2 separate regions of the Homo sapiens genome follow, and region 2 is linked to region 1. A link is a loop called in an ENCODE intact Hi-C map of the cell type or tissue named here. Cell type or tissue: PC-3. All regions are shown on one strand. Links, peaks and the distances in the headings refer to the core of each region. The heading gives the core; the rest is flanking DNA. Region 1 overlaps LMX1A (LIM homeobox transcription factor 1 alpha). Region 2 has its middle 51 kb from the start of LMX1A-AS2.

The links. A loop is a pair of places that touch in the nucleus more often than their neighbours do. Peaks named below come from ENCODE experiments on the same cell type or tissue, not always from the same donor. Only the 100,000 strongest peaks of a DNase experiment are listed, where the experiment ranks them.
Region 2: a loop joins it to region 1, with 8 times the contacts of the local background. A loop is called at or near these places in 10 of 110 quality-filtered maps.

Annotation. Positions count from the first base shown.
Region 1 is chr1:165,283,937-165,296,509 of GRCh38, forward strand. All of the region lies in intron 3 of LMX1A (LIM homeobox transcription factor 1 alpha), which reads right to left. Among named protein-coding and RNA genes, the nearest start is that of LMX1A, 66 kb to the right of the region's middle. In PC-3, for the core only: CTCF peaks have their summits at 5,116 (motif pointing left) and 6,379; a DNase peak (open chromatin) is centred at 5,085; H3K27me3 peaks cover 215 bases.
Region 2 is chr1:165,146,376-165,158,948 of GRCh38, forward strand. No RefSeq gene overlaps it. Among named protein-coding and RNA genes, the nearest start is that of LMX1A-AS2, 51 kb to the right of the region's middle. In PC-3, for the core only: a CTCF peak has its summit at 6,516 (motif pointing right); DNase peaks (open chromatin) are centred at 5,916 and 6,536; H3K4me3 peaks cover 394 bases; H3K27ac peaks cover 2,982 bases.

The DNA.
Region 1 (12,573 bases), core at 2,464-10,463:
AGAAATTGCTGAATACTCATGGCCTGGACTGGCAGGAGGTAAAGATACAAACTCATTCCCCCTCACCCCAACCTTCATCATTACAGTCTATCTCTATGGTCCACTCTGAATCAGGTATTTAAGAAACAGTGTTGAGGTCAAAAGACATAAATGTCCAGGGCTCGGCCCCTAATTGCACAGGCGATGCCAAACAAGCCACATCTCCTCTCTCACCTGTACTCTTTCTCATCTGCGAGATGACTGTAATATCAGCCTTGCCCACCTGACAGGGCTGTCTTGAGGAACAAGTAAGTATATGAAAGCACTTTGCACATTGTAAAGCGTGAGCTGTAAATGTATGGATTATTAACGGTATTGAGATAGGTGGAATTTTCCAAAACTGCAAAATCTACCTAATTATTGATTTCATTTGATACTATCTGATTACCTTGGCTCCATGCGTGTTTGAGGTTAGAATAGGAGCTGACGAAGGACTGCTAAAGAAGAATTTCAAAGAACACATCCTAACAACAAACACTGAACGCTCATTCTGGGAGTCAAAGCTAATATTAAGAGTGAATGAGCAGGCAGGCTGTGGAGGTCAGAGTTAATTACAGCTAGCGGCATTTTACACGGTGCCTACCCAGACCCCCTCCGCTGGGAACAACCACAGTCTAAATCTGAGCCAGCTGATATTAGCGAGCAGTGATTAGAATATGCCCACAGGGCCTTTTAAACTTTCCTCCTCTAGTTAAAGCATTTGTTTTCAGCAAGATTTATAGGCTTGTCTGCTGAGCGCAAGCAGGTTTGCCAACACGGAAGTCCTTCAGCTTACAAAGCGTTGGCCACCCAGCACCCGCCGTAGCACCCTCATGGGAAGAAAAGCAGCCTCCATCTGGGTGTTCTTTCCCACCAGGAAGAGCACATGGAGAGATGGGAGGAGATTTTCGGGTTTCTGACCAGCCTGCAATAGCCGCCAGAACCAAGAGCCACAGCCAGAGGAAAATCACGTATGGTTGTTGCCTTTAGGAGAGCAAGAGTGCTTCAGTCTCTCTATCTGTGAAATGGGTTGACCTTGCCTGGCTATGCCAGATGGGAAGTGATTGGTGTTTGGAAGAATGTCAATTTATACCTTAGCCACATATCCACAGTGCTGTTCTTAAAAAGATTACATGTTTAGTTTCCCTGGTTTTAAATATTAATCTGCAAAAGGCATAAGGATCTCCCAGCCTGGAGGCAAGGATCCAGTGAAGAAAATAAAATAATCCTCACCTCTGCTTCATAGTTTTGGCCCATAGCACACCCAGAAGGAAATCCTTAGGTGGAGAGAGTTCTGGAGGAATTCTAGACTCCACTTCCCCATCCATGCAGCTTAAGTGTGGGCCCTGTAGGATGAGTTTCAGCTATAAAATGAGACCCATTCAGACTGTGTTTGAAAATCCTTCCAGTTCTAAACACAATGATGCTATATGTCTTATTGTTCCTTCCCATGATACCCACAAAATCAGAGCCCATTCTGCAAAGAAATCAGTGACAGCTCAGAGATGCTGCACACCTTTTCTGTTCTAAGAGCTGTTCTGTGTCTCTGCGTTGTCTGGCAGTAAAGTCCTCTTGTACAGAAAACAAGAGAAGCCTTCAATCTCCAAGGTGAACACATGCTTATGGGCTTCCTCGGGAAGATTATGAAAGAGCCTGAGGACCAGCTGTTCACCATCTCCACTGAGGAACAAACCAAAAGGAATGGGCTCAGCCTGATGGACTAGGGCTTAGGCTAGAAGTAGGGAAGCATTCTTAGCCAGGATGGGTTATTAAACACAGCAACGGGTTACTAAGGAAAGCGTGTAAGCTTCTTTTCCAAATGCCTTTATTAGCCCAATGGACCCTTGTCTATCTGTGGTGGCTCAGTTGTCTGGGTATGGATTTAGGGAGGAAGGACGGGGGCTATGAGACATCTTTCTTTTGCCAGCCATGTGACACTGCTCCCTGGTGTTGATCAGAGATATAGACTAGTTAATTAGGAAAATTATAGCTCCTCATTTTGGCCAGTAAAGAAAAGACAGTCCAAGGCTTATCGAGACTCATAGGCTAAAATCCAAGGGGAGGCAAGACCCCTGAGTGGTTGCTGTACAGGGGGAAGTGGAATTGGCATGAGGGCCCCTGTCTAGAGTCCAGGGGCCTGGGTTGACTCTTATTTCCACTGCTTTCACAATCTCTGTGTGAATGAACAACCTGCTACTTAAAACCCCTGAATCTTAATTTCCTCCTCTGTAAAATAGTCTCAATAATTCCAGTCTTGCAGGCTTCTTGTGTCTGATAATTTATGTAAAGGCACAGAGTATGTCGGCACTCAATAAATGTCAGCTTCCTTGTTTACTTCCTGGTAGACTCTGGATCTGTGCAGGAAGTGCCCTGATAGACTGCAGAAATCCCACCTGAAAGACAGCAGCCAGGGAAGAGCCAGGGTGGGTCTGACATGCCAGTTTGTTGGATGGACCATATATCAGCCTAAATTACTCCAATTCTGACAATACCTGGACAACAAAAGACCACAGGTTTCAGAACCAGAATCTGAGGTTCTGGTACTTGGTTTTGCCTTGGGAAAGTTACTTTAGTGCTCTGTGCCTCAGTTTCCCCTGATTTGGTAAAAATAAAATGAGAGTACCCAGAGTAGAAGGGAGAGAGCCCACCAAGTACCAGACACCAGACTCTGCATATTCCATTTTTGTAAATTAATCCTCACAAGAATCCTGCAGGGTTATTGCTATTAAGTGATTTTACAGATGAAGAAACTGAGGTTCAAAAAAGTAAATTACCCGAAATCATATAGATTATGTTTGACCAGGATTCAAACCCAGCCTACTTGGCTCTGAAAACAAGCCCTTTCCAATCTTAAAGACCTCACAGAGGTGTTCTGAGCATTTACAAGACTGTATCTGGAAATAATTAGAAAAAAGTAAATGATAATATTACCCTATAAGTGAAGTTTGGTGCTGAAAGAGAACAATTCTTGAGTACCACAGAGTCCAAGGTGAATCCAGATTAATTCATCCATCTCTCTGCCCCCTCTCACCGCCTAGTCAGATTAAAATGCAGGGGGTAAATACAATGGGAATTAATATTAATAATATGTTAATAGAAAGAATAAATCAAAACAGTCCCCTATTATGCTTGATAATAGGAAACATGGGAGCTTCAAAGCAAACTACCTAATTATCTGCACTGCCTTCTACCCCATTGGCTAGCCAGTTGCCCCAAGTAGCACAGAGTGGGCTTCCTTCCATAAAATCCACCTGATCCGGTCCAATCATCATATTCTGAAGATGGTTCGGGGGCAGAATATGACCAGTGACTTTAGAAATTCTCTTCACATGTGAGATAGTCCATTTCTCTAAAGGACTAAAAAAACTGAACTCTCTCTCCCTCTATTCCTGATAGGTAAATTGGAGCTCGGACTACACCTCTCGGACTACACCTCTCCTAAAAGAAAGAAGCCCAGATTCAAGAAGTAATTTGCCAAAAGGGAGGCGGTGACAAGACTGGGCTGGAATTGGGCCCTCAGGGTGAGTTACAACTGTGAATTCTTTTGTTCCTTTGTGTCCCAGAGCACTGGTATGCTCCAGTTATTCATCTGGGAAGGGTGAAGGTGGGTCCCTCTGCCCAGGTCTCCCAGCCCAAACATTCCAGGATTCACTCAACTCCCAGGCAACACCTCCTACAAGGGCCACACCAGCCCTGTGAGCCATGCTTAATACAGAGGTTTATTGAGGAATACTCTAACTCAACAAATTTATTTTAAAAATCTGTTAGGGGAAAATTATTCATGTTCCAAGATGGCTCTTGGCTTTGCTAAAAAAAAATAAAATTAAATTAAAAAAATTAAAAACAGACTGACGTACTATATGCCTTATATTTCTCTAAAGGCTCTTTTATTTCAAAATTCTGATTTATAGACAATTTCCCAGGAATGCTGCTATTGTGTAAATCAAGGTACACTTGTCCTGAGAGTGAGCTTCCCAGCCAGGGTGCCTTGTTTGGTTGTATAGTTTCAGAGCCAGATTGCGTTATTCATTAACTTCCTGTGTGAAAACCGAATAATAAAACTGAAGTGTGTTAAACAAATCCAGATGAGGGGGTTTAAATCACCTCCAGGTCACTAGGCTGAAAACCGCTGTCATTTCTCCTGGAACAAATATTCTCTACCTTACTCTAGCACCACATTATTAAATGGAGATAACAATATTTATGCCCTTCCCAAGGGGTAACAGGGATGGACAGCTCTCCTGGGTTGGGCCTGCTTGGATGAGGAAGTGACAAGCAGTGGGGAAACAGGTAGGTGGCCCCCAGAGTCTACTTCCAGCCCTGTGATTCCAAAACATGCACAGAGATTAGGGGCAGAAAGGTGTCTCGGGATGAGAAAGTGTGGTCTGGAAGAGGCAGGAATGTTTCTGTGACTAGCTATGGGAGTCAAACCCATCACCCCTTTGTAACAACCACTTAGCTCTTATTTCTCCCCAGGGATTTATGTGTGAGCGAACAGCAGGCAGCTGTCTCCTCGGCAGCGGCTGCCACCGGGAACTACAAGGCAACGTGAAGCCTGTGCTAGAAAAACCCCTCCTGGGCCGGTCCTGCAAGCAGCCAAGATGCGGTTAAAGATTCCAATTCTGATGGGATCCCATGTCTCCTAGGTTACAGCTGAGGACTGTGTTTTCCTTTATTACAACAGAAAATGTGTGTTCCCCAGGGACTGTTCAAACATCTGTATGAGGTACACCGTGTGTGTGTGCGTGTGTATGCGTGTTTGCGCGCCTGTGCTCACACACAGGCTCAGGCGGCAGCTATCATGACCTGGCTATTCAAATAACCCTCTCCAGATAGTTAAAATTCATGGTGCCTTATTGCTGTTCCAGCAGCCAGTCTGCTACAGATGTGTGGCGGTGCAGTTGCATTTGAAGCAAACAGTCTCAGAAGTCTAATTAAAATAGAGGAAGCGATCTCCTCCTCAAATTTCCTTTAGATTTAACTCCATAAAAATCACTAGGTAATATCCAACTGGCAGAGTGAATCATCAGAGCTGGCAGCTGGGCCAAGCAGGCAGAGCAAACAGACTTCTGGCCCCTGCTGGGGGTGTCTTACAAAACACCCACACCAGAGACTCCAGCCTCCTTGCCCTGTGCCTTCATCTAATCTTTTGTGGTCACATTTATGAAGCTATGATTATATGTCCATCTGGAGTTGGGAGGGGGTAAGGGTATTGTTGATTCACCTTAAAATCCACTGACCCAAAGTCACTGAAATGTGTGCTCAAGTGCTTTTCTCTGATTATTGATAAAAAAAAAAAAAGAGAGAGAGAGAGAGCCAGTTGCCTGGATATTCACACAAGCAAAATGGCACTACAGATCTAGTTATCCCAAAGGGAGATCCTTCGTTTGCTGATATGAGCATTCTAGCATGTGTTTGGAACCATTTGTCACCCATGTCTAGCCCAAGAGTCAGATGTAAAATGCCCCAGGAACTGGTTTGGGATGAATTTAAACTCCCTCTAAAGAAGGGTTGCCAAGGCTCCCTGGCTTCAAATCTTACCTACCTCTTCTCCCATAATAAGTTTAAAGTAATTCAGCATGTAAAATGTTCATGTTTCCAGTGTCCAAAATCTCAGGGCTGACAATGAATTTACCTGAATAGTCATTAGGTGCACACATTCACACATCACTGCTGAGGGCAGGAACTGCCGTGTAGCACAAGAGGCTCTGGATACGGAGTCAGAGAGCTGAGTCTGGTTGGAGGATTGGCTGCTCCAAGATAGCTAATTTTCCCCAGGGCTTCATTATTCATCTGGGAAATGATGGCACCCACCCTGCCTGCCTTAGACAGCTGTTGTGGGGTTAGATCTGATAGGAGTACTGTGCAAACTCTAAAGCCTCTGGTGTGCATTTAAGCTCTCAGCAGTCATACTGAGGATCAGCCAGCTTCTATGACATAGCTCGGTCTAGGCAGTTTTCAATCCTGGCTGGTGAACTTCTGAAACAATAGTGAAGCACAGGCCCATCCTTAGGGAGTCTGATTTCATTGTGCAGTTGGGCTAGTAGAAAGGAAACTGAGGTAGGTGACAGATTTGGGCCTCCCTTTCAGTAAACATACACTGCACATTTGGACCTGAGACATGAAGCCCTCAGTTTATGTATCAGTTAAATGGACATCACATAGTCTACATCTGGCTCCCCTATTCATTTCATTGATGTTTACTGACTATCAACTACACTTATTTCTTATGGTCACTGTAACAAATTACCTGACAATTGGTGGCTTAAAACAACAGAAATTTATTCTCTCGCGGTTCTAGAGACCAGAAGTTCAAAATCCGTTTCACTAGGCTGAAACAAAGATATCAGCAGAGCTACGCTCCCTCTAGAGGCTTAAGGGAAGATTCCATTCCTTGCTGCTTCTGGCTTCTGGTGGCTGCCAATGCCAACATTCCTTGGCTTATGGCCACATCACACCCATCTCTGCCTGTCTTCACATTGCCTTCGTGTGTGTGTGTGTGTGTGTGTGTTTGTAAAATGTCTCTATTTATAAAAACCCTTGCGATAGCATTTCAGGCCCACCCAGACAAACCAGGATTACGCCCTCATCTCAAGATCCTTAATTTAATCACATCTACAAAGATCTTTTGGACCTGATGTCTTTGGGGAACGTTTTCAGTCTACTATGCCTTTTATGGATCAGACATTGTGCTAAATGCTGAGAACATAGCAGATAAAAAGACCCTATTGTACTCCCAAGGAATGAAAGATTATTAAGGATCACAGACTCTCAGATTTGGACAAGACATTAGAAATGCGGTTCTCAAAGTGTAGTCTCCGGACCACCAACATCACCGGAGAATTTTTTGGAAAGGTAAATTCTTGCCCCCCACCCACCTTCTGAGTCAGAAGCTCAGTGGTGGAACCCAGCAGTCTGTGTTTTAACAAGCTTTCCAGGTGATTCTGATGCACATAATGTTTGAGAGCCACCAGTCTAGTGGGAATGAACTTTTTTATTTTAGTGTTCTTTCCCCAGCATCTCTGCTAAATTATATCCAGCTTTGGCTTAAATACTAACAATTTATATACCTGCCCACTGCATTGCTTACTGTTAAAATGGTTAAAAATGGCTCAGAATTACTAACATAAGATCTAAGATTATTACCATTAACCCTACAAACACCAGACATCACCAATATTCTCCACCTTAGCAACAGTTTCAATTTGCACAGCCCCACGCTTGAGTAATTAAGCAGCTAATGATTAAATGCCAACTTCTGGTCTAGAGCACTGTCCTGGGCACAGAAAGGAATACAAAAGGATATAACACACAGATTCTGGCTTTAAGGATGTGATGATGAAAATGGAGAAACCCACCAAAGGCATGTGAAGTGCTGATGGAAAGTAGCAGCAGATACCTGTACCTGGCTTAGAGATGAAGAGGAGAGTTCATTCTGGGCTTGCCTGTTTCCATCTGTTATGTTCCAGCTGACTGAATTTGGGCCCATCATTTTACCTCTCTGTGGTTCAGTTTCTTCATCCAGAAAGTGAGGCAAATAAACTGGAGCATGTCTAATCATCTATGACTCTGAGTACAGCCAGAAGTGCTACCAGAATTCAAAATAATGATAATGCCTAATACGGAATGAGTTGGGGCAAGTACTGGTTTAAAACTTTGTGATTCATTTATTCTTCATTTCAACCCTGAGAGGTTCTGGCATCATTTCCATTTTATAGATGGGAAACTGAGGCACAGAAAAATTTTAAATTACTTTCTTAAGATCATACAGCTAACAAGTAGCAAAGCTGGGATTTAAACCTGTACTCTTAACAATATGCTATATGCGGCCGGGCGCGGTGGCTCACGCCTGTAATCCCAGCACTTTGGGAGGCCGAGACGGGCGGATCACAAGGTCAGGAAATCGAGACCATCCTGGCTAACACGGTGAAACCCCGTCTCTACTAAAAATACAAAAATTAGCCGGGCATGGTGGCGCGCGCTTGTAGTCCCAGCTACACGGGAGGCTGAGGCAGGAGAATGGCGTGAACCCGGGAGGCGGAGCTTGCAGTGAGTCGAGATCGCGCCACTGCACTCCAGCCTGGGCGACAGAGCGAAACTCCGTCTCAAAAAAAAAAAAAAAAAAAAAAAACAATATGCTATATGCCTGCTCACCATGGACTAAGGCAGGCAGAGACGCATCAGGAAGGCAGTCTAACTTACTTCTGGCTTTGAAAGACTGCCAAAGTGAACCAACAGTAAAAAGCAGAATTTGGAATCATGTTCCAATAGGATGCTAGATTTTTTCTTTTTTTAACAAGTGGATCAAAATAAGTGTGGCTACTGGGAACATGTCTTTCGCAGTAGCTCAAGACTCATAGTTACCTATTCAGAAAACATTTGTTTTTAGTTTTAAAGATCTGAGAACCACACAGGTAAAAGCTGGAAGCAAAGCTCCGGAAAGTGAGTCAGAAGTAGAAGGAGTTGTTATGTATCAAAAGGCAGTGAGGGAAAGAAAAGATATGAGAGATATACGAAGTGGCTATAAGGCTCATATGGAGAAGAGCAGGTGGCTTCCAACCGGGAGGGTCACCTGTGCGGCAGGATTATTGAGACTGTGGCATCAATCTGTGCACCTATCAGCTAACAGGCCTGACTGGTTTGTACATTAAAATGCCTGAGGATGAAAATTATTTCACTTTATTTCCTCCAAATAGGCAGCATTCATTTGCTCATTCTCTGAAATTTTATGCTATATGTTGGAACTCAGAGAAGAACAGGACCCAGGGAATTGGAGCAGATAAACAAATAACAACCCAGGGCTATAGATTTTCCACTCTAGTCTGTTGTCTTGGGCTTTACCCACGTGTCACATTCATTGTCTTCATAAAAAACTTACTGGGGTCCAGGCGCGGTGGCTCACGCCTGTAATCCCAGCACTTTGGGAAGCTGAGGTGGGCAGATCACGAGGTCAGGAGATTGAGACCATCCTGGCAAACATAGTGAAACCATGTCTCTACTAAAAATACAAAAATTAGCCAGGCGTGATGGTGCATGCCTGTAATCCCAGCTACTCAGGAGCCTGAGACAGAAGATTCGCTTGAACCCGGGAGGTGGAGGTTGCAGTGAGCCGAGATTGCACCATTGTACTCTAGCCGGGCGACAGAGAGAGACTCCATCTCAAAAAAAAAAACAAAACAAAACAAAACAAAAAAAAAACCTTACTGGATTACAGCTGTATGCAAGACACTAGACCAGATGTCCTCAGGGAAGCAAGGGCTTAAGAAGACCCAGTTCACTGAGTGTTCCTTCAATTTGAGTTTTATTTTTCATGGGCCATATAGACAGTGCACAATCAACTAACATTGGATAAATGTGTAAATGTTTAAAATAGCACTTTCACAAATAATATTTGGTCCTCAAAATAACCATCTGAACCAGGTAGTAGCAACACCCCTGTGAGCAAGTCACATTACTACTCTTACCTCAGTTTTCTCATCTGTAGAATAAGAGAATTGGGCTACAAGATTATTAAGACCTTTTCCAGCTCTGTAAGGCTGTGATTCTCGGCATTCGAACTAAAACTCAGAGAGCAAAAGAGACCTGAGAACATTACACCTAATAAGGATAGTTCATAGTTGTTAAGCATGTTGTGTGTTATAGTCCATTCAGGCTGCTATAGCAAAATGTCGTAGACCAGACAGCTTAGAAACAACAGATGTTTATTTCTCACAATTCTGGAGGCTGGAAAGTCCAAGATCAAGGCAGATTCAGCGTCTGGTCAGGGCCCATTTTCTGGACAGTGCTTTCTTGCTGTGTCTTCATAGAGTGGAAGGGATGACCAGCCTCCCTCAGGCCCCTTTTATAAGGGCTCTAATCCCATTCAAGAGGGCTCAGGCCTCCTGATCTAATCGCCTCCCAAAGCCTCCACCTCCTAATACCATCATGTTGGAGGTTAGGATTTCAACATGTGAATTTGGGAGGACATTAACATTCAGGCCATAGCATTCCATATGCTGGATACTAAGGAAAGTACCATATAAGAGTTTTCTCACTGATCTTCATTAGAGCCCTATGAAAGAGATGGGCACTATCATTAGGTCCATGTTCTACAAATGAGGGAACTGAAACACAGAGAGCTTACACACCTTGTGCAAGGTAACACAGCTGATCAGTAGGGACTAAGGTGGAACCAAAACCAAGTCTGACGCTAGCAACTGCATTTCTAACCACCACACCGTCTGGTCAGCCCTGCACGGGAAGTGACCATGCTGACTTAGGACACAAGCCTAGATACTGCAGTTACGAGCCCAGGCTCTTTCAGCTGAACCACTCACACACAGTATTTTCAAGTGGCTGTGACTCCAGTGGTTGCACTAACTCAACCATACTTGATGGTAAATTATAAGCAAAGTGCCGGAACAGCCAGTAATAGGTTGATAAATTTCAAAAGAGGTCATGCCCAGTGTGAGCCATAGTTGGAAAGTTTGGCCAGGACACAGAGAAACAAGAACACTTAGCTCCTGCTGATGGTAGTATAAACCACCACAGCCCCTCTGGGATGACAATCTGGAGAAATCATCAGAAACCTCAAAAACATACAGATCATTTAAACCCGGCAGTTTCTCTTCTAATAATTTAAGTTAAACAATTATTGCCTAAGTTTGTTTATTTTTGACCCTTTAGCAGTTAAGCCTTTGAGTATCTGATAAAAGCTATGGTCCTTCTCCTTATAAAAATTACATGCGGGCTGGGCACGGTGGCTCATGCCTGTAATCCCAGCGCTTCGGGAGGCCGAGGCAGGCGGATCACTTGAGGTCAGGAATTCGAGAACAGCCTGGCAAACATGGTGAAACCCCATCTCTACTAAAAATACAAAAATTATCCAGATGTGGTGGCACATGCTTGTAATCCCAGCTACATGGGAGGCTGAGGCAGGAGAATCCCTTGAACCCGGGAGGCAGAGGTTGCAATGAGCCGAGATCACGCCAGTGCACACCAGCCTGGGTGACAGAGCAAGACTCCATCTCAAAAGAAAAAAAAAATCACACGCACATAACATTTGCATGCAATTATAGAGGATGCACTGATGTTGCTCTGAAGCCCATCTATAAATTTCAGCTATAAATACCTAAAAAGAAATCACTGATGTTCAGTACCTGTATTATATGGTATAAGACTTCAATTTAATGCAGGATTTAAACTGATGTTGGAAATGTGAAAGAACTTTTAATGACATGGGAAAGTGTTCACAGTAATTGTTAAATGAAGAAGCAGATTATAAAATAAGATGTAGAAGATAATCCCCACTAAAATATATAGGCAGAAAAAAAGAAAAAAAAATCTGGGAGGCTAACTACCAAAACATTAACAGTGATTATTTATAGATAGTAAGATGATGGGTAATTTTTGTTTGTTCTTTATTATTTTTTCATAAGTTCCAAATTTGCCGTAATAAATAGGTAGCCCTATTATAATCAGATATAAATTAAAAATATTTATATTTTTATAATATATAAAATATATATATAATATATATTATTAATATATTGGAGACATAACATAATGACATCACCTTGACAAACTTGAAGATTCATTTTTTCCCAACTCCCAGATATAAGATCCCAGCCTTCCCAAGGAAAAGGCATCTGTGTCAAAGCCACCTAACTGAAATCAAAGTACATGATCAGTGGATGCTGATACATTCCACATACTTGTGTGTAAAAGTGGAGATACTTTTCTCCCCTTTTAGGAGATAGGGTGAAACAATAGGTATTAAACCCATAAGCAGAAAGGTGAGATTGTCCCTGCTGTTTAAGGAGAGGATTCCCCCAACTGGCAGGTCTCAGTCACATGCCCAGGAGAAAACTACCTCCCAGAGGCAGACAGGAAAAGAACCGGGATAAACATAAAGTTCATGTTGCTGTTAGAAGCAAATCGAACATATGGGCCTGGAATCTGCACACCAGGTCTGGGGTGCCATCCTGGACTACAGGAGGGGATATTGCATATTTATTCTTCTCTTGCTCTAAATATTTCTTTGGCCAGAAAAGGTTTGTTGGAAACAGTTGTAACCTTTAGAGAACTTATTAAAGATCTGGTTTAGCAATCCCACTCAAAATATATACATATATAGAAACTGATGCACCAATCAAACTAGTTATATTTCCCAACATATCTCCCCTCCTTCGTCTATCACACTCTGTCCATCCTTACATACTTTTCAAAAGACATGGTGAAATGGTGAGCACCAAACATGCATGTTTCTCAAAGTGCAAGTCTCAGATACAGCAAAATCTTCCTGCAAAAGAAGGGCCCTGGCTTGAGTTTCAACAACGAAGAGAAATTAATCCATTGAGGAAAAGCGAGAAGGGTGTTACAACCAGGGGAAGCACACATGCAAGGCACAGAGACACATACTACAGTGTGAAGAGTGAGGCAGGGAATGGCACAGGAGCAGGCCCCACAGGGCACACTACAGTGAACCTTCTCAAGGGAGAGGCACCATCATACCCTGCAAAGTGTTCTGTGTGCCCAATTGCATGTGGCTCAGTGGAGAAGGGCCTGCTCTTAGAA
Region 2 (12,573 bases), core at 2,624-10,623, 140 kb before region 1:
GAAAAAGTGGACAAAACCAGGCTTTGGCCTTGGGTTAATATCTGCCAGAGGTGTTACAAAGAGGGAAAATTACTAGCTGTTACTCAACGGAGTATTTAGAAAGAAGATATTTTAATATTGTCCTTTTATCTAGTGTCTTATCATTGTTTGTAGGTATGCAAATTTTATATTCACCTATTTTGTAATATACATGCTTTTTAGTTCCTGAAACCCAAGACCAAAATGCCATTTAAATCTCAAAGGACCATCACCTCCTCACTTTCCCTAGGTGACATTAAATATCTTCAGCTCTCAAAAGTATTGCATACTTTTGAGCGGCATGCAGGCCAATAAGCTGAAATGGGCTGGAAAGCAGGGAATCACTAGCCAACTCATGCCCATTGGCACAATTTTAATCTATGTTTTAAAACAAAATTTTCAAAAGAGAGAAAAATATATGCAGCATTTACCGAAGAATGTTTCACACACATGCACAAGAAAAAAAACAGTCTGAGAAGGATTGAGGGGAAAAGCGTACTCGGTGGTCAAATAAATTTGGAAAACACTAAGTGTTCACTTTTTCTCTTGGCCATTCACAATTTATATCTATATGGTAAAGGTCTTGAGAAACTGCATGTAGCAGAAGTTATTAATGCTCTACCCAGATCCTTGGAGATCTTTTACAGTTCTTTGTGCTCATCCCAAGCTTTGGCATTCTTCACAACTTTCTTCAGAGTATTGGCGGATGCACAGAAAGCCTAAAGTACCTGAGAATTCACAGTCCCTCAGGAGGCTCATGGTCAATGACGACAATGATGGGCAGATGTTGAGAAGCCTAACCCTTTGCCTTTAAGTAGAACAAACTCTGTGAAATACTTCAAGCCCCAGAGCTGCCTGGGCCTAAGTGATCACCTGAAATGGCACCTGGTCTTCGTTTCTCCCTTCCCTATCCTATTTCCTACTTCATTGGCTGCTTTTGGGAGCACTTTTTTCATAAGTTCCTTGCCCATATGTCCTCACTTCAAGGTCTGCTTCTGGAGAACCTGACCCACCATGCTACAAGGAACCCCATTCAATTTTGTTTAACTCAGGGTTTTAGTCATGCATTCATTAAACAAACTTTTACTGAGTTCCTATTGTGTGTCCATGTGTCCTAAAAGTACTGGACCGTGGATGGCTAATCATTGGCCGATTCATCCCACCGAGCGTGAATGGGTGAGTTTTCTCTCCCATGTAACACCTTTCAGATTTGGGGGAAACTAAAATGCCAAGGAATTCACTTTCGGAAATGCTGACATACAGAATTAGATTTGGCACACGTAAGTCACACTCTCAAACCATGTTGTACATTCCTCAAGGGAAAACCGTGGAGGTGCCTTTCTTTTTATCCACGTTATCATTGCTCAACCCTGACTTGCACCTTGAATCGCATCTCAAGCAGTTGTAATGGAACATGCTCTGGACATGGACTCAGAACTCCTGAGTTCTCATTCATCTTCAAGAAGTGAGGGGAAGCTGGAGGAGAGACAACCTGGTGATTAAGATGTGATGCTGGTAAACGTGGGGAAGGCTAAAGTCAATTTTGTGGAAGAATACAGTTTTGGCCACCTGGCAATTTTGGAAAAGATTTACAAAAGAGTGTTGCATAATAATTTCTCCCAAGAAGCTCAAAGTTCATCCCAGATGTGGTATAATCCATCTCCAAACATCCCTATGAAGCAGAAAGCATTTTAGAAGCTCACAGTGTGATTTTTAAAGTCTGTTTGATCAGTTCATATAACTTGGCAGTCAACGCTTATGTTTGATGTCACATAGGAAAACTACCCAGGTGTTTTGAGGCTGGATTGACTGGGGAAAAACAATCTGAAGGTGGAAGTGGAGTCAGGAGACACGCTTTCTGTCCCCACCTTTTCTCTGCCTGTCTTTCTCAATTGAGCACACTTCATAGAAGTTTGATGTGACAGGATTATAGCTAAGCCAGGGTCTCTTAAAAACTAAGCTTGGTCAGGGAGAAGCAGCAGAGAGAGGCCTGCTGGCTGCTAAGGTAAGCACAGTGCACACAGTGCCTCTTGATGCTGCCTGAAGCCAAGTATCTGGACTCCATGCTTCATAAAGTAAGAAGGTTAAAAACAAAAAAACCCCGTTTCTACTAAAAATACAAAAAATTAGCTGGGCGTGGTGGCGGGTGCCTGTAATCCCAGCTACTCGGGAGGCTGAGGCAGGAGAATGGCATGAACCCGGGAGGCGGAGCTTGCAGTGAGCCGAGATGGTGCCATTGCACTGCAGCCTGGGCGACAGAGCGAGACTCCCTCTCAAAAATAAAAATAAAAATAAAAATAATTAAAAAAATAAAAACCTGTTCCTTATACTTTTAAGAGAAAGGATTAAAAAAAACAGATGATCAAATTGTAGGTAATATGGTATATATGTGCATATCTGCATTCTGGTCATATCCTAAAAGGCTAAAAATGCCTGCCCTAGGTAAATGGAGGAGAGTAAAGACTCAGAGCAGGTCTTTGGAGTTGGTGACCACTTGGAGAACTGTTTCAACAAAGCAGAAACCTAACTTCCAGGTTAAGGAGTGTGTGGTGGTTGCGTGCAAGCCCCCAAGCAACTCCAAATAGGGTGATATGTGATCAGAGTCAAATGAAGGACACAAATAATCAGAGGGTTAAGGATTCAGAACAGGAAAGATGCTATAGAAATGGCAGGGTCATAACAATGTATCAGGAAACATTAAGGCTTGCAATGGGCCTGAAGGTAAATCTGAGGAGCTTGGTTATAGATTTTAAGAGTCTCATCCCAGGGAATTCCCTGCCTGTTTACTCTGAAGAGAAGGTGCTCTGAAATTCTAATCTTCACTCTTCTAAGTGAAAAATCCTGGAAACTCTTCCAAGACTTGCACCTTAGACCAATCATCATGGTCTGCTGTTGACTTTCCTATCATCTGATCTTTTGCCTCATTTGCTGTTCATCCCATATTATCTTTCACTTGCCCATGACCCCTCCTCAGTGGTGGACTTTTATTACCTGCTAAGGGCTATTTTCCTGCTTCATAGATGGTACCTTCTCATTGAGTCCTTACGCAGTGGAAGGGGCAAGGCATCTCTCTGGGTCTTCTTTTACAAGGGCACTAATTCCATTCATGAGAGTGGAGCCCTGATGACCTGATCACGTCCCAAAGGCCCTACCTTCTAATACCATCACCTCGGGAGGTAGGATTTCAACGTATAAATTTTGGGCAAATAGAAGTATTCAGATCACAGCAGCATGTGTGAGGGAAAAGGGACCTGAATCTATGTGTATAGTAATGTCTGGGCACTGACACTGGTATGACCACCTACCACAAGACAAATATTAAATAGGACAATGTCTGTAATACTTTGCTAGAAGGCTATACTACAGAAGGGTATAATCCAAGATGAGTGCCGTGATAGAGCTGCAGTTACAGAGCACCCAAACATTATCACACTCTAATCATAATCACGTCTTCCACACCTGACCGGTAGGGAGCACACATGCTGCAGAGGTCAGACATATCTTAGTGTAATGGCGGAAGCTTTGTAGTAAAAGTTAGGTAGCCTGGGTCCAAGTCCCGACCTTACTCCTTTTTAGTTCCGTAACTTTGAGAAAGGGACATAAGGTGTCTAACCTTGGGTTTCCTGTAAAATTGGGACAATAAAATTCCTGCCTTGTTTACTTCAAAAGGCTATTGTGAAAATTAAATGAGATAATGAATGTCAAAGCATGTTGCGTACTCTGAAATAGTATACAAATGAAAGTTCTTGTAATATAATTGATATTTAATTCTCTCCAAAGCAGTGCAAGATGGGGTAAGAATAATCACCATCATAACGGTTAAATTTTTCTCTTTTATCATGATGTTTTTTGTCACTGAAACATCATTTCAAACTACAGAACAGTTATAAGAAAGTACAAAAAAATGCCCATAACACTTACATTTTTCGCTTTTATAATATCTTGATTTTTTGTACATCATTTCAAACTACAGGAAAGTTATAAGAAAGTAAAAAAATGCCCATAATAGTTACATTTTTCTCTTTTATAGTATCTTGATTTTTTTGTATATCATTTGTAACAGAAAAGTTATAAGAAAGGGGGGGGAAAACCTATAGGTTTGGGAGGCCAAGGAGGGTGGATCGCTTGAGGTCAGGAGGAGACCAGCCTGGCCAACATGGCGAAACCTCATCTCTACTAAAAATACAAAAATTAGCTGGGCATGGTGATGGGTGCCTGTAATCCCGGATACTCGAGGGGCAGGGGGCTGAGGCAGGAGAATCACTTGAACCCGAGAGGAGGAGGTAGCAGTGAGCAAAGATCACACTGATGCACTCCAGCCTGGGTGACACAGGGAGACTCTGTCTCAAAACAACAACAATAACAACAACAGCAACAGCAACGAAAAGCCCATCGGTCTTTTATCGGGATGCATCACATGCATCAATTAGTAATGATTTGCCCCATTTGCTTAACCATTTTCTCCCTTGCCCCCTCTCACTGTCTTGCTTTGATTGCATTTATCATGTCCCTTTATCCCTGAATACCTTGGTATATATTTCTCAAGAACAAGAACATTCTCCTATATCCTCTCAGTACAATTATCAGAATCAGCAAATTTAACATTGATATAATGCTATTATTTAACCCACGGTCCATATTCAAATTTTGCCCCTTCTCTCAAACTGTCCTTTACAGCTATTTTTTCCATTCCAGGATCCAATCTACAATGATGCACTTATTATCATGATTCTTTAAGCCTCCTTTCACCTGAAACATTTCCTCAGCCTTTCTTTGTCCTTCATGATTTGGGTATTTCTGAGGAGTAAAGGCCGGTTGTTTTGTAGAATGTTTCTTATTTGGGGATTGTCTGGTGTTTCCTCATGACTAAATTCAGGTTGCAGAATTTGGACAGAAATGCCACAGAAGAATGCTATGCCCTTCTCAGTGTATCACAGCAGAGGCATGGCTCGTCAGGTTGTCTCGATACTGGTACAGGCAGCTCTGATCACTTGGATAAGGTGATGTCCACCATGTTTCTCCACTGCAACATAATTACTATTTTCTCCCTTTGTAGTTAAATATTTGTGGGGAGAAACTTTAACATGATGTAAATATTCTGTTCTTCGTAAAGCTCACAACCACTAATTTTAGTATTCATTGGTGATTCTTGGCTGAGTGAAGTCTAATGGTCACAAGTGGTAATTTGTTAACGCCGTCCTTTCTTCTACTTTGTAAAGTTAGAATCATAAGGTGGAACTGTTCCTTCTGCCCCATTTATTTATGTATTTATTCATTTATTTATAGACTCATGGATTCTTCTTTTGCTCAATAAGTTTTAATCCATTAATATTATTGCATTTGCTTGGATTCTCAAACATCTCAGATTTGGCTAGTGGGCACCACTTCAATCTGGATCCCCATCGTTTTGACACGCTTCCATCATTTCTTTGTTAAGCACTTCCTTGCTTTCTGACACAAAAAGCTGGTCCAGGTTTATCTTGTATCTCCTCTGCCCTGTAATTCTCCATTTCTCTGAAGGGATCTAGTCAGGTTCTCTTTGTGCAGAATCATCTTTAAAAGTCAAGATCTGGACCTCCAGGCATGTGCATTGCTACTGGGGTATCATTGGTTTTAGGCCCTCTTGGTGAACTGATATCACTTTAAAACATTTTCCGGTAGTGACTGATGAATATATAGATAAACTCATTGTCCCATGACAGCTCATACATATTTAAACATAATACATACATATAATGCTAAACATACATATTAAACCTAATATGCCTATAAAGAAAACATGAATTCGTACTGGTACTTCCATTCAAACCAATGTTACGAGTTTATTCTAGCCCTTCCCCTTTCCGGATTTGGACCTCCCTTCTCTGACAGTGAAAAACCTGGCTCCCACCTACAACGTATTTACTCATTTGCCCAATGCTTGAACACACGCACAGAGCAGTTTCAGAATTACTCACCTATGCCATCATGAAAAACAAACACTATTTAGCATTCAATATTTGTTTATAGCTCTTTTTCTCTTTGGATTGGAGGCATACAGTGAAAATACTGTGTTCAAAAGTTACTTTGATTAGTTTTATTTCCTCCTTCAATATGACTGTTTTTCATATGAAATGCAAATAGATCCAATTGTTTGGATTTAATTTTATGGTTTTTTTCAGGATTTTTATTGATTTGAATTTTTTGAGTAGTAAAACATTAACTTGCTTCCAAAAGTTAAGATTGTACAAAAAGGTATTTTTAAAGATGTATCCCTCTCCTCCATCCCAATTCCTTGCACCCCATTCCCACCATGCCCTGTAAATAACTGGTTTCACTACTTTTTGGTTTATCCTTCCTGTGGTTCTTTTGGCAAAAATAAGCAGATGCCTGTATATTTCCTTATAATAGTTAATATTGTAATTATTACTGGCTTACAGAAAAGGCACAATCTGTACACACCACAGAAGTCAATGGGATCAGGTTCCATTTCTTCCTGACTCCGAGGAGCCTGTAGGGGTCAGCAGGGGACACAGAGCCAGCTCTCCAGAGCTGAGTGGATATTACAAGTTCACTGCAGCCTGAACCCACATCCATCAACTGGCTGCTAATCCTTCTTGACAGACATCCCAGAAGAAACTTGATGTGCTAACTAGTTCCAGAGTTTAACGAGTGTGAAAGCCAAGGTTTGTATTTTGGAGACTGGAAGTAAAGTGATTTATGTCTGCATTTGACTGACCACGAGAAGTCCCCAAGAAAGTGGCTGGACTCAGTTGCCTAAATGTTCTTTTTCCTCAGAGGAAAAGCTTAACCTTTTAAGATTTCTTCATTTCTTCCCCGTAAGTCTGTACTTAGGAGACCCAAGAGCCTCAAGCCTCAAGCCCTTCTTAAAATGCATTTGATATACCACCCCATGCAGGGTGACAATAGCAGGTCTGTCTGCCCGCCTGTCAGTGGGGCCTCTCAGCCCTGCAGGTGAAGAAAAAGGATGGTGGCTTCACCTGAGTGCACCTGTGCTCACCCGAGCAGAGTCAAGAATGTGAACAATTCAAGCATTCTCCAGCCTAAAAACTCAGCTGCAATGACTGCGAGTAGCTGGATGTACTTTTTTCTTTAGGTATTCCTCCTTTGTCTTCATTGCTTTCTTGGCAGAAGGGCGAAGTCAGTGCTGGATGGCAGACAGAAAGCCTCAAATGGCTGTCTTGGCTCAGGCAAGCAGGGCTACAGCAAAGGAGGCAGCTTCAGCTGTTCTGTACAGACCGGAGAAATATGAGACCACCTGGATATAAAGAAAACCCCACCCTAGACTCTGCCAAGTATGGAGAGGAACAGAGCTATCTCTTCCATCCCCAACTCTCAGTGTTTTCTTAAGTCCTTCATACATTTCCACTTTAGTACACTCAGCTGAGAAGTGTAAAGAGATACTCACCCTTAGGGCTAAGAAAAGGTAAATTCTCCCCCTCCTCATTCCAGCTGAAACCCTCTCTAGGTTCACAGCAGCCCCCTTGTGCCCCATGAGGCAGACAATTGGGAATAATGTGTTGATAGATGGTAACATATAGGCGGGAACAATAATGTCCCACTACTGTGGCGCTTTTATAGGTTCTTGGATTTGGAAGGGCCTTAGAGGTCACCTAACTGACCAGTCTTCCATCTCTCTAGCAATCCCTCTGCAATACCTTTGACAGGTTGCCATTCAGTCTCTGTCTGAACACTTTCAGTGATAAAGAACTCCACACTGTTGAATAGCAGACTACTACTCATCCTTCAAGACCCTGATCAAATGTCATCTGCTCTGTGAGGCTTCTCCCAACTCAGCCAGGCATATCGGTTACTCCATAATTTGTGATCCCTCAGCACTTTACCCTCACTTCATCAGAACACATTATATTGGAATTTATCTTTTTCATCCATATCTGTCTCTCCCATTTGTCTCTGAGCATTTAAAGGAAGAGAGCCACATATTATTTATCTTTGTATCCTCAACTCTTACTGCAATACCTGACACTTAGATGGTGTTCCAATAATGATCGTTGACTATATAGATGAGTGTATTCTCTTAAGACCACTTACACCATATTTAAACAACTATAATTATTAGAAAATCCATCCTTACATCGAGCCTATGTCTTCTTTCCACACAATGGTCTTTATTCTGCCATTAGACAAAGGGACAAAAGGACACATCAAATATCCATTATGTGCTAGACACTGTGCTTGACAAGTTTATAGAAAGTCCACTTATGGTTCCATTAACTGTTCTTCCAATAGTTGCTGTCCTCATGATTCCCACAGACCTCTCCTGTGCAGTCTAACCCTCCACGGTCAGGCCCACAGTTTCTCAGCTGATGTGGCTTTAGGACCCTGGCTTTCCATTCACCCTGGTCTGGATGGGTTTATCATGAAGAAGCTAAGGAAACCCAGAATCGTGTATTTAGTTCCACTTGCTGTCCTGATAATGCAATGTCTGCTGGAATAGCCTGTGACAGCTCCTCAGTTTCAGGCAGGGCAGATACAAAGGCTTTGGGAAAAGGTGAGCACTTTCCCTAAGTGCCAGCCACAGCACCTCAGCAGGCCAATGTTTCCTGATCTCCCTTCAAGCCAACTTCAAGGGAAGCTTCTGTTCAGCATCCTAGCTTATGAAACATTAAACCTGAGAGCAAAGGGCCATATCCCACCCTCAGAAGATTATTATCAGTAGTGGCTCATCCTTAGTCCCAGGTTTTCCTTTGTAGATCAATCAACAACATTTAACTTCTAGTCTTGCCTGGACCTATCATCTATTAGAGTTTTAGTTATTTTCGAGTAGGAGATTTCTCTGCAAATACTGCTGCCAGGATATGCATATATCCATGTATTTTAGCTCACCAGGTCTCTTCCCTCTGGAGAACACCAGGAATACCAGGGAGAGGTGGAATGAGAGGGCAAACTGACACTGAAAGCAAAGGCACAGATGTTCAAGTCAAACTTCACCTGGAGCCAACCCCTCTCTTCACTCTTGCAAAAACACACCCATCCAGCCAAGTGCATTTCTTTCTTGCCACCTCTAAAGATGAATTTCTGATGATGACATATTTGATTTCAGTCACTGTCTTCACAGCTGAAAGTGAACTGCCCAGTAACTGTCTAACATTCTTTTCAAAGCCCACCACAGCATTTCCTTCTCATCAGATATCCTATCAGGCTCTTGTTAGCTATACTGGCTTTCAACACATCCCTGTCCATGTCAGCTTAACCTTAATGCCTTTCTACATGCAAAGTGACCACTTGTGCTTTGGGCCCACCCTGTATCCTATAGAGGCTTCCATCCCAACAATTGATTGAAATTACTTACTTATACAACTGTCTCCCACAAAATAGTCTATGAGCTTCTTGAGGGCAGGAACTTTACTTTGGCTTTGGTTTTGGCTTAGTATTTGCAGGATCCAGTATAATCTCTGACATGTAGGACACACTCAGTCAGCACTGATAAACTCCTTTTAACAGTCCAAAAAAGTGGTGAGTCAATGTTTTTGATCTTATACCTCATGTCAGTGGCTTTGGAATTTGTAAAAAAAAAAACATCTGGGGAGCTTTTTAGAAATACACACCACAGATCTGTTGATTCTATTGTATTGATGGGACCTTGATACTTGCATTTGTAAATAAGTAACCCAGATGATTCTGATGTGGGTGTTCTTCATTGCACATTTTGATAAATAGTGATTAACCTGCAGCCTTCTTCCTCACCATATTCTGGGTTTAGGGTAATTTGCCATTTCATACTCATAAGATTATTAGCCTGGTAGATTGGTCACACATTGTAAATGCAGTAGATCTACCATTCAGCAAGGCATGAGAGAAAGTCTCTTATGGGGTAGACACAATTAAGTAAATTAACAGCTGTTTAGATACCATCAGTCAGGATAGGAGAGGCTATGCTGCAGTAACAATCAATCACAAAATCCCAGTGGCTTAATGTAACAAAAGTGTACTTCTTACCCAATGAACTTGGCAGAGGACTTGGTTTATGTGTAGTCACTCAGGGAGCCAGGAAGGTAGAAGTTCCACATCAAAGTGTGCTTCCAGTGTCCCACAGAGGGGAGGAAAGGATGTGGCAAGTCCTGCACTGGCCCCAAGGCTTTGTCCTGGAAGTGACATATGCTCACACTTCGTTATGCAAAGCAAGTCCTGTGACCACACCCAAGGAGAGGATAGCACGAATGCTAACCAATACCAGTAATGATTACCCAAACACTCACGTCCAATATGAAACCAGAGAAAGGTGTTAGAGAACCTGGCACAAAGTAGATGCTCTGATAAAAATATTTATCAGACCAAAAAAAAAAAAGAGAAAATGTGGCCCTTGTGTGGGGAAAAAACTATCACTATCTTTCTGCTTGCAAAGCTGGTTATATTCTGTTTTAACATATATTAAAATGTATGTTCTATGTTATTGAGTGGAAGAGCCATAGATTACAGAACAGCTATTGGTATGATTATGAACTAATTTAGAAAAAGTTATGGGTGTACACATACACACAAGGCATAGTTATATGTTACATAACAAGAATTAAGTGTCTGAAACCATGTTCCACCAAATGTTATTAATGTATTATTTCAATATGATGGGCTTTTAAGTAACTTTTAAAATTTTATTTTTCTTATGTTGTTTGACATACTGTCAGTAAGCATGATAATCAGAAACAAACAGTAAAGTAACTTCTGTTTTGAGAAAAGAATATACAAATGCTCATTGCAAGGGAATAAAGTAGGCAATACTAATGAAAACATGCATGGCAGGAAATGAAAATAATTAGTATATGTTCTGAAATAAGAGCAAGTTTATAGAGTGACCTAAGATACAAAGCTGTCTGTCGAGGAATATTCTGTGGAGTACATAGAGAAAAATCTGACATGTCCATCATAAAATAAAGTGATGCTCCCAGAACAACATGCGCTTGTGAAAAGGACACAGGGGGTAGTTGGAAGAAGCTCCTCATAGCCAAATCTGGAATAATTTAAACATCACAATTAATAACGATAGTAATGGGTTATAACTCATTGAATACAATAAGAATCAGAGAAACTATTGGAGGCTCTTTCAACTTCAGCACTCACTAGAGATGTATTCATGGAGTAAGTTCTCAGTCCTCATATTACTTGATTTATCAGCAGCATTCAACAGAGTAGATCCCACCCTCCTCTTTTAAGTATTTTTATTCTGACCTTCCAGAACACAACACTCTCCTGGCTTTCCTTCCACCTCATTGGCTCCTTTTTCTCAATCCCCTTTTCTGTTTCTTCCTCCTCTCCTCATATTCAACACTGGAGTCCCCCCAGGATTTAGTCCTTGGTCTTCTACCTGCATTCTCTCCACTGGTGATCTCATACAACCTCGTTGCTTTAAATACCACTGATATGTTGCTAACTCCCCAATCTGTATCTATCACCCAAGCTGCGCTCCTGTACAGCAGATTTGTATATCCAACTGGCTACATAACATCTGCAGTTGGACACTCAATGGACATTTCAAATCTAATATGTTCAAAAATGACTACCAGATCTTCCCCAAAAACCCACTTCACCTTCATCCTTCCCCCATTTTAATTAATGTCATCCTTCCAGTTACTGAAGCCAAAACCCTGGAGTCTTCCATGACTCCTCTCCTTCTTTCCCCATCCAGTCTTGCAGGAGATTCTGCTGGTTTTGCCTTCAAATATATCCAGAAGCCAGCTATTGTATCATGTTCTTCCTTGCTACCACTGGTTATTTCCTCTGCCTGGAATGCCCAGACAACCACAGGTCTAAATCCCTCACTTCTTTAAATTTTTGCTCAAAAGCCATCTTCTTAATAGAGTGTATCTAGACTACTTTGGTTAAAAATGCAATTCAGCCAGGCACAGTGGTGCATGCCTGTAATCCCAGCTACTCAGGGAGTTGAGGTGGGAGGCTCTCAAGAGCCCAGGAAATCCAAGATTTCCACCTGAATCAGCTTGATATGAGAGCCCGCACTCATGACACCATACTTACTTTAACTTCAATCTGTGCAAACACTGCAAATGTCATGATTTGTCTATGCACACAGAAGAATCAACAAAAATTAGAACATTTCTTACCTGCTTTTATTTCTAAAAGAGTAGAAGAGGATGTCTAGAATTGCAGGAAAATAGACCTGTAGGAGTGTTTGGAGACCTTAAAAATAAGGAAATCAAGTACCAAGGACGTTAATGGACTTCCCTAAGTTGCATGGTTGGAACTAGACCTAAGAGCTGGTTCAGAGCTATTTCCACCTCACCCACCTAAGCCAGTGCTTCTTCACATCCTTGGTGTGCCTGTGCAGCCATGCTAGACTATCTCCTCTCAGCTCCCCTTTCCCTCAGGGCAAAGAGCACCAATCTTTTCAATTTTCTTCTAGGGTACTTATCCAAGCCTTTAATCATTTGCACAGGCTCTTCTTAAAATTTTTTAAATCTTTAGTCTCTGAAGCCCAACTATGAAGCAGTTTCATATAAAGAGTGATTCTTGAATTAGGAAAGACATAAACATGCATCTGCTCGTGGGCAGCTGTGATGAGGTAAGACGGCATGATCACTG